Linked DNA regions of Homo sapiens: region 2 is linked to region 1. Evidence: read pairs that join two places in POLR2A ChIA-PET (ENCODE). Cell type or tissue: CD4-positive, alpha-beta T cell. All regions are shown on one strand.

Region 1 (5,000 bases):
TCAGGCTATGAATGACAGAGGGACTTGGAACCTGAACATGTTTATATATAATTTATTAAGTTCTTACCATGTGCCAGGTACTATTCTTTGCATTTTTAATGCTAAGCTTATTTAATTTTTATTAGTAGTTTATTCAGATTAGCTTATTTAATCTTTGTACCAACCCTATGAAAGTAGGTACTATTATTTTACTGTTTTAAAGATGGGAAAACTGAGGCCTAGAGAACTGAAATAATTTGCCCAAACTCACATGGCTAATAAGTGGTAGAGGTGGGATTCGGGCCCAGGTAATATGTTTTCAGTGTGCTTGTTCCTAATCACTCTGGTTTACAGTTTTAAGCAATGAGAAGTCATTATAGATTTCTGCCTAGTGAAGCAACTTGTTTGTAAGTATTGTGATGCAGGGCAATTTCCCAAGCCTTGATGGAAGGCAAGAAGACCAGCCACAGGGTGTTGTAGCAACCATCCCAGTTGCTTTGGAAGATGTATAAAGGTCTTGGAGTTATTTCACAAATTACTTCCTGAGATGGCTCTGTCAGTTGGCAGTCCTACCTGTCAGCTCAGCCCATTTTAGAAATCATTTTCCAAAGAATTTTAACCTTAAGGAAGCTCTCCTCTTTCTATTGAACAGGCTGTACCAGGCATAGGGGCCCCAGGAACCAGGTAGGAAATAGCTCTTGTGGGGTCAGTCCATCTGGAAGCATTTGCAAGAGGGGAAGTTGAAACTATTGAGACTTCCTGTTGTCATTAGAATTTGCTCTCCTGCTATAGGGGGAGTATCCCCTGTTAGGACTGATAGTCTGGTTGCTTATCTTGAGAGGCTGGGCAAGTGGGTTGGGGTGCAGAGATGTGAAAGACATAGTCTGTGTCCATGAACAACCTGCAGGTTACTGAGACACCCATAAACAAGTGCACTCTGTACAGTGTCACAAGTGCTACAATAGAGGTACATAGAAAATGTCCTGGGAAAGGCTGGGCTTGGTGGCTCACGCCTGTAATCCCAGCACTTTGGGAGGCTGAGGCGGGTAGATCACGAGGTCAGCAGTTCGAGACCAGCCTGACCAATATGGTGAAACCCCATCTCTACTAAAAATACAAAAATTAGCTGGGTGTGGTGGTATGTGCCTGTAATCTCAGCTAGACAGGAGGCTGAGGCAGGAGAATTGCTTGAACCCGGGAGGCAGAGGTTGCAGTGAGCCGAGATCGCTCCACTGTACTCCAGCCTGGGTGACAGAGTGAGACTCTGTCTCAAAAAAAAAAAAAAAAAAAAAAAGAAAATATACTGGGAGAGAAAGGAAGGAGGGTCTAAATACTTAGCAATATCAAAGATGCCACCCTGTAAGGATGACCAGGGTTGTGCCAGACAGAGTGCCCTGGAGCATATTCTGGGCAGTGTGACTGTGGAAGTGCATGGCATATTCAGTGAATGACGAGTTGTTCCCTGAACTGGAGTGTTGGACTACTTGGAGGGAGTGGCACGAGATGAAGCTGGGTGTGTGTGAAGGGCCAGATCCCGAATGACCTTGTATTTTATGGTAAAGAGCTTAAATCCTATTGGAGTTAAGCTTTACCGTCGATATTTAAGATGGGTGTGACATGACCAGAGTGTTTTTTTTAGGAAGACCTCTTATATGCCTGTGCTTAGAATGTATAGATTATAACTAGAGGCAGGGAAGGCAGCCAGAAGATTTGCAGTAGCAGATGATGAGGCTGGAACAAGGGTAGTGGTCATGGGGGTTGATTTAAATTGTGTGACGGAAGGATGAAGGAGGCAGTGTTAGGTGACTGGGCATTACTGTGATGCTGTTAACACATGGAATACAAGAGAGAGAGCCGGGGAAGTTAATGCTGCTCTTGAGATGGTTATGGGTGATATCCATGAGAAAATATCTGGTAGTTGGGGGAGAAGACATGAGTTTTGGAGTTCCTGAGAGAGGTAGGAATAGACATGAGAGAATCATGAACTCTAAGAAATAGTAGAGACTGTAGAAGTAGATGAGATCACCTGAGTAAAATTTATAAAATGGGGAAAGAAAGGGGGTTAAGGATAGAGCAGAGAGGAACTCTGATATGTGTGGACAGAAAAGTTAGGGAGGGAGCCTGAGGAGGGGCAATCAGAGAGGCAAGAGAAAGTACTGTCTGGGAAGCCAGGAATGAGAAAAGTTTCTAAAAGAAAGCAATAGTGTCTGTTGCAGCAGAGAACAGGTAGGGTGAGCCTGAAATGAGGCTACTGAGTCATTGGTGACCATGGTGACAGCAGTTTCAGTGGAGGGGTGGGGACAGAAGCTAGACTGCTGTGGCTTAGGGAGTCAGTATGAGGCAAAGATGTAGAACAAAAGACTTTTTTGAGAAATATAGTTGCGAGGGAAGGAAGGAAAGAGGGTGGTATTTTGAAGAGGCAGCAGAGGAGGCAGGTTCAAAGATTTTTTTTTTTTTTTAAAGGTGGAGGGGTGGAGTGGAGACCTGAGCTGGTATAGGTTGTGGGGAGAAGAGATTGAGAAATGTAGCCAGTGAAGGTGCCACATCTCCCTGAATACTTCATACTATTGTGGGAGTCTTAAACTGTGCTGCTCTGCTGAAGCCTGCGGTCACTAGAGCATGGGGCAGACAAGGGAGACCTTGTCATTCATAAGTAATCATTGCACCATTTATTGAGTAACCGCTGCATGCCAGGCATTTTTCTAGATACATTAGACACATCTCTGATGCTCACCACAGTTCCCAGAAGTGAGTATTGTCCCTATTTTCCAAATGCAGAAACAGATGAGTTAAGAAACATTCAGCTAGTTAGTGGTGGAGCCAGTTTCAGCCAGGTTTCTGGAACTGCATGATGTATTCTTTCTGCTTCCCAGTGCTATTTTTTTTCCATTAAATGGAGCTTAATGTTGAAACTCTAAAGAGGGCCCTTGCAGGGGGCAGGGTGGGTGGCCTAGAGGGACAAAGGTAGAGTTCTGGGGCTAGTGCTAGCCTGGAGGGAACATGACTTAATATCTGGGATGAGGGAGGAGGGTCTTGGTCTGGCCTTGCTCTACCTTTTCTTTACTTACCAGTGGCTCTGGTGGTTTCAGGCTTTTACTCTATTTTTCTGCATCTTTCTGTAACTTCTTACCAGGGCCCCTGAGGCCCTAGCTGCTGTGTGCTATGGACTGTTACAGAGGAAAAAAAGAATCAGCTTCCAGGCCCAGAGGGGCTTATCCTTTTTGACAAACTACTCGTGAGGAATTGCTGAGCTGTAGGATGCACTCTCTTTGGCACAGTGGTAGGCTTCTTCCTAAGTATTTTTATTTGAGTTGAATAATTTTGATTCAGTGGAAAGAGCAAAACACTGAGAATTAGAAGACATGATTTCCAGTCTAAGAGATGAACTAGGTTACCTCAGGCGAGTCATTCTCCCTTTGCATATTTACTTGATGTAAGGTAGGGACTGTGTTTTACTCATCCTTGTATCCTGAGCAGCTAGCATATGCCCTGACTGAATAGGTGTCCTGAATAAGTTTATTATGGAGCTAGTTAATCTGCTCTTCTATTAAATGAGAAAATTGGACCTTTTGATTTCCAAAGATTTGCCAATTCTAAAGCGTATTGTTCTGTGAGGGCTTATGATGTTTTAATTATAAAATAATATATACTGTCACTTAGCACCTACTATTTGCTAGGCATTGTGTGAGGTTCTTTACATATTTATTTTATTTAGGTGATTTAAAAAAATTTAAATTTTGTCTAGGTGCTTTAGAAATACTATGGTCCCTTAGGCTATAAGCTCCATGAGGATAGTACCAGTGCCTGTTCACTGCTGTAACCCTAATGCTGAGCACAGTGCTAGGCATGTAATGGATGCTCAGTAAGTTTTTGTTGAATAAAGCAATAAGTAGATGTCTTACCATCGATAAGATAACAATCTTTTAAGATAGGTACTATTAGTACCATCGTATAGATAAGAAAATTGAGGGTAAAAGGTCACAGAACTAGTAAATGGCTGAGAGAGAGAAGATTCAAACCTAAATCCAACTCTAAAATTGGTACCTTTACTACTTAACACCAGCGTGCCTTCACTTATCTGATGTTTTAATTGCAAATTTGAAAAGAAGGACAACAGTAAAGAAGGATACAAGATCAGAAAATCAAATTTTTCTTGAGGGGTGGGGACAGGGTTAGAGGTTGGGCACTGAAGTTTAGAAGTTGGCAATTATCTCCAATACCTTAAGAATAAAAAGGGGTTTATAAGCTTGGGAAGCTGGGGGAAAAAACGAACAAAACGGGGTTATAATGGCAGTTACTATTCACTGGGAGCTTTGTTTATTGAATATCTCATGGCATTAAAAGTCCACTTACATAATTTTAACTATCATCTATTTATTGACAACTCAAATTTGTGTTTCCAGCTTAGATTTCTCCCTGAATTTTAGACTTGCATATCTAACCTCTTAATTAACATTTTAGATATCTAATAGGCATTTTAAATTTAACAAGTTTCACTTACATGGAATCTGTCAGCATATCCTGTCGGTTCTACCTTTAAAACAAATCCAACATTCAGATACTTTTCATTACCTCTGCACCTACCACCCTGATCCACGTTACCATCGTCTCTTGCCTGGTGAGATAATAGCCTAACTGATTGCCCTGCTTTTGCCCTTGCCTGTCTACAGTTTATTCTAAACAGGAAGCCGGAGTGATCCTTTCAAAACGTAAATCCAAATTATATAACTCTTCTGTTCAAAATTGTTCAGTGGCTTTACATATCTCTCAGGGAAAAAGCCAAAGCCCTTAGAGTGGCCCACAAGATCACATATGACTTGGCTCCCAGTTACTGTCTTAGCCTCATTTCCTCTCCACCTGCTCACCCTGCCCCACTGGCTTTCTTACCATTCTTTGAACAATAGAGACAGACATACTCTTGCCTCAGGGCCTTTGCATTGGTTCTTCCTTCTTACTCTAACTTTCTGCATGGCTCATGCCTTATTTCCTTCAGATCTTTTGGTCAAATTTCAACTCAGTGA
Region 2 (5,000 bases), 70 kb before region 1:
AAAGCCTTTCATCCCAGAAGGCAGGAAGCACTGAGTATGCCTGTATCTGTGGTAGGGGATCAGCCCAGTCCTCCCTACTCAGGTCTAGTTCAGACCTTTATCCTCTCTCCCAAAACAACTCTTCTTTCTGAAATCCTCTGGCCTGAACTGGGTTGAATAAGTTACCATAGCCCATTTCAGGAGGGCATATAGAGTCTAAACTGTGCCAAACAGGAAGAAGGGATGTCAGTGCTGCAGGACACCAAACCAGGAGTGTGACCTATCTGGAGCGGGGTTCAACAATGACTTATTCACTAAGTGGCTTTTTCAAAAGAATCATTAAGCCCAGCTCAGTGGTGCACCTGCAGTCCCAGCTACTAGGGAGGCTGGGCCCAGGAGTGAAGGGTTGTAGTGTGTACACTAGTCAAGGTTATCGTCCCTGTGAGTAGCCACTGCACTCCAGCCTGAGCAACACAGCAAGACCCCATGTCTCAAAAAAAAAAAAAGTTATTTAGTAAATCAATGGTTGCCAATCTGTTTTGTTTTGTTTTTTCTTTTGGAGCAAGGTCTTGTTCTGTTGCCCAGGCTGAAATGCAGTGGTGCCATCACAGCTCACTGTAGTCTCAACCTCCCAGGCTCAAGGCATCCTACCTCAGCCTCCTGAGTAGCTGGGACTACAGGCAGGCACCACCACACCTGGCTAATTTTTGTATTTTTAATGCATCTTTTTGTTTGTTTGTAGAGACAGGGTCTTGCCATGTTGCCCAGGCTGGTCTTGAACTCCTGGTCTCAAGTGATCCTCCTGACTAGCCCTCCCAAAGTGCTGGGATTATGGGCGTGGGCCACCATGCCTGGCCAGATCTGTATGTTATTAGACAAATTACAATGACTTATTCTGGCTTTTTAGTCCCAATTCAGATCATGCCTGGTCCCTCATACTGGCATTCAGAGTTCTTCACAATTTGATAAGGGATATTAGAGTTACGTAGACTTGGGTTTGAATCCTAGTTCTGCCTCTTACCAGCTGTGTGACCCTGAGCTTCTGATGATTTGCCTCTCTAAGCTTCAATTTCCTTATCTTTCAAATGCAGTGGCAACGTACAGTACCTACCACATAGCACTGTTATAAGGACTAAGTGCATTAATGTATAATATGTGCACAATGTAGGTACTTTGCAAGTGTGAGTTCCCAGCTCCCTGTTCCAGAGGGATTTTCAATGTCCTCTGCAAACAAGCCAGGATCATTCTTGCCTCTGAACTTTTACTCTTTGTTTTTCCCTCTGCTGCCATTCCCTCTCCCTTCTCTAATCTTCCTTACTCCTTAAGGCCTAACTTAAGTCTCACAGTTGCATAAGGTTACTGAATTCTTCTTTGGATATCCATTGCATGGCTACCTGTCGCCCAGGTTAGAGTGCAGTGTCGCGATCTCAGCTCACTGCAATCTCCACCTCCCGGGTTCAAGTGATTCTCCTGCCTCAGCCTCCTGAGTTATTGGGATTACATGCATGTGCCATCATGCCCAGCTAATTTTTGTATTTTTAGTAGAGACAGGATTTCATCATGTTGGCCAGGCTGGTCTTGAACACCTGGCCTCAAGTGATCCACCTGCCTTGGCCTCTGAAAGTGCTGGGATTACAGGAGTAAGCCACTGCACCCATGGCCACCCCTTTTAACCCTGCTTTGGCTCTGTGTGATTCTCCTTTTCCAACAGTCATACGTAAGTTTCCCAGCTGTACATGCCCTTCAGTACTGAAGCCTTGGCTTCTCTGGACTAAATGACAAAAAAAAACCTCTAAGTATAGGGCTAGGCACACAGGACTGTACAACCATTGCCTTTTGATCTGCTTGTACCAGCCCTCATCACTGAGATATGGAGAGACTTCTCTGAAGCCCAGTATCGGACACTCCCTGCCCACCCCCCAACAGACAAGACTGCAATGCTGAATCTCATCGGACAGCAATGACAGGCAAAAGCTATGCCTGAAATAGGCAAAAATCTCTCTTCCCAGTACCAGGCTGACCTGGCTCCGGCAGGAAGTATAGCCCATGGGGGTCTAACCCTATCTGAATGTGGTCCCTGGAGCCCGGCTTGTACCCAGTGGGGCCTGGCCTTGGGGTGTGGCCCAGGCAGGCCCAGAATGGGGGAGGGAAAGGAAGCAGCCTGATTGCCAGATCTCTGTGGCTGTTACAGCAGGGGAAGTGTCCCAACTGGGAGTGGGGGAGGGGAGGAACGGACTCTTAAAAGATAGGCGAGTATGGAGGTGATGGGAACTTACCTCAGCCTTCTATAACCTGCCTCCCTAACATGGGGCTCCCTTTCTGCAGCCCTCCCTGAACCTCATTATAACTACAATCCATCTCTGGCCATTCCAATCCTGATCCTCTACAAAGGGGCCTCCATATTCTCTTCCGTAAAATACACCAAGTAGTAATATGGAACCATGCACCATTGCTGCCTCTTCCAGGAAAGCGTAAATTATCCAAGTCAGAAGTGACTTATCCTATCCAAAGTCTGGTCCCTGTCTCTCTCACAGGCTTGGAGAGGCTGATGTGAATCTTATCTCTTGTTATTAGAATGGGAGTGTCTAGAGGGCAAGGTCCTGGTTGACTGGACCTTGCTGAGCACCCTAAGCTGAGCACACCATGTAGTAGCTGTCAGTAAATGACTGAATGAAGTCGATGCAATCATGTCTTTGCATATGGGAGTTCCTCTTCCTGGAATGCGACTCACCCCCCTTCAGATCCTTCCTGTCCTTCAGGCCCAGTACTGTTCCCCAGCTTCTCCAGGACATCACAGCAACCCCCTCTTCTGCCTTACCTTTCCCAGCATTGACCGTACTTTTCATTGTGCTGAACTAACTGGATGCTTCAGGGGGAGGGTAGTCTGACCTTCTGTTTATTTCCAGAAGCCCAGGGAAGGGCTGAGCAAAAGCTGTAGAATGACATACCCCTCCTCCCCCATCAATCCACAGACTCTGATGCTGGGAACAAGGAAGAACCTCTAGGACCAGAAGACACAAGACATAAGTAACCAACTTCTTTCTCATTCACCCTGAAGAGCCCAAAGTTGGGGTAATAAACACATAAGCTATACTGTCTTGTCTTCAACTGGAAGGGTGAGAGGTGAAGCTGGCAGATCTAGCTCAGAGATGATGAGGAAGATGGGAAGGAAAAGTGGTCCCGACAGGCTACAGACTGGGAATATCCGAGGACCCTTGGTCAAAGACATGGCAAGGGACAGGGGCACTGTTGGAAACACTTCCAAAGCTCTACAAGTTTGTTTGTTTGTTTGTTTTGAAGGGAGGAATAGAGGAGAGGTGATATAAAGAGGCTCAAAGGGGCTGCAGCTGGCTGCAGCTGGGCTGGGAGGAGGAAGCTGGGGGAGACATGAGGTCAGTGTGGGACTGGGACCAGGCCAAGGGCTGAGTCTCTTTCTTCCCTTTCTCCCCATCAGCAGGGAAGAACCCAAGAGAGCCCAGTTCCTAGCCTTAAAAAAAAAAAAAAAATCCCCCGGGTGCCGTGGCTCACGTCTGTAATCCCAGCACTTTGGGAGGCCAAGGCAGGCAGACCACTTGAGATCAGGAGTTCGAAACCAGCCTGGCCAACATGGTGAAACCCCGTCTCTACTAAAAATACAAAAATTAGCTGGGCGTAGTGGTGGGATTACGCCTGTAATCCCAGCTACTCAGGAGGCTGAGGGAGGACAATCACTTGAACCCAGGAGGCAGAGGTTGCAGTGAGCAGAGATCATGCTACTGCATTCCAGCCTGGGCCACAGAGCAAGACTCCATCTCCAAAAAAAAAAAAAAAAGAAAGAAAAAATCCATGCTGGAGGACTCTCCACCTCTTGTCATTCATCCTTCAGCCTTTGGAGAGGATCCTACATTGCAGCAGCAGGTAGGAAAAGAGAAGAGTTGATGCCACCCACTAGGAAACGAGACAGTGGTAGCTGGGAAGGCTGGGGGCAGTCTAGGACCCTTTCACTAAGTCCTAGTTCCCAACCTTCTTCCCTCACTGTCCCAGCACCCTAAGTGTTCCATAAAAGGTGAGCCTCAGCTGGGCATGGTGGCTCACATCTGTAATCCCAGCACTTTGGGAGGCTGAGGCTGGCAGATCACTTGAGGTCAGGAATTCGAGACCAGCCTGGCCAGCATGGTGAAACCCCATCTCTACTAAAAAATACAAAAAAAATTAGCTGGGCCTGGTGGTGCATGCCGGTAGTCCCCGCTACCTGGGAGGCTGACACAGGAGAATGGCTTGAACCCGGGAGGTGGAGGTTGTGGTGAGCTGAGATCGCGCCATTGCACTCCAGCCTGGGTGACAGAGCAAGACTCCATCTCAAAAAAAAAAAAAAAAAAAAAAAAAAAAAGCTGAGCCTCAGGACCAGGACAGCTCTGGCTGGGGGAGCCAAGGAAGCTGCCCCCTCCCCCACGCAGCACAGAGGAAGGGTGCACACTGGCTTCCTCCTCCCCGCCTAGCAGCAGCTCAGCAGTCCCTGGGCCCCACCAAAGGCCTGTGAAGTGGCACTTCCTTTGCCTTTGCTAATTTCACATGAGGCTGTACAGAAGTGCCATCCTGCAAATCCTGGCACCCCCACCTGAAAATACCCACAGAGAGACCCAGGGCTGCCCAGTCCCTTTAGCCCCGCCCGAGGCCTGAGGGGGTTTCCACAAGGGAAAATAACACCAGGGAGGAAACTCCGGCATCTATTTTCCACTGTCAGTGAGGCAGAGCTGGAGTAGGAGACAGGGTACTCCCCCATCTTACTACCCCCTGGCAAAATCCCCAACATTCTCTGCCTTCTTATCTCTCAAGCTCTAACAGTCCTTGTGCTTGGGGAAAGGGCAGTACTATCCCTGGACAGATATGTATGTACAGACTACTCGGACCTGTCAAATTGAGGCTGGTAAGACACAAGGGCCCAGAGTGAGGGGCACTGCTATGAGCAGTCTCTTGGGGGAGGAAGAGTCAGAGCCATGATGTTCACTGTTGCCTTTGGAGGTACTGATATGCAACTCCTT

The links. ChIA-PET counts read pairs that join two places held together with the same protein. Peaks named below come from ENCODE experiments on the same cell type or tissue, not always from the same donor. Only the 100,000 strongest peaks of a DNase experiment are listed, where the experiment ranks them.
Region 2: POLR2A ChIA-PET joins it to region 1 with 6 read pairs; 14 of 35 experiments call an interaction of 5 or more read pairs at or near these places.

What each region holds. Positions count from the first base shown.
Region 1 is chr11:3,902,947-3,907,946 of GRCh38, forward strand. The region is part of intron 1 of STIM1 (stromal interaction molecule 1); the gene reads left to right. Among named protein-coding and RNA genes, the nearest start is that of PPIAP40, 12 kb to the left of the region's middle. RefSeq lists an enhancer at 633-927 and a silencer at 633-927. In CD4-positive, alpha-beta T cell, no CTCF peak of the experiment used is centred here; a DNase peak (open chromatin) is centred at 2,285; H3K27ac peaks cover 1,700 bases.
Region 2 is chr11:3,832,584-3,837,583 of GRCh38, forward strand. The region is part of intron 1 of RHOG (ras homolog family member G); the gene reads right to left. LOC124902619 (a long non-coding RNA gene) reads left to right here and starts at 4,694. Exons shown (of 2, transcript XR_007062560.1): 1 at 4,694-5,000. In CD4-positive, alpha-beta T cell, no CTCF peak of the experiment used is centred here; DNase peaks (open chromatin) are centred at 2,163 and 4,448; H3K4me3 peaks cover 2,163 bases; H3K27ac peaks cover 3,800 bases.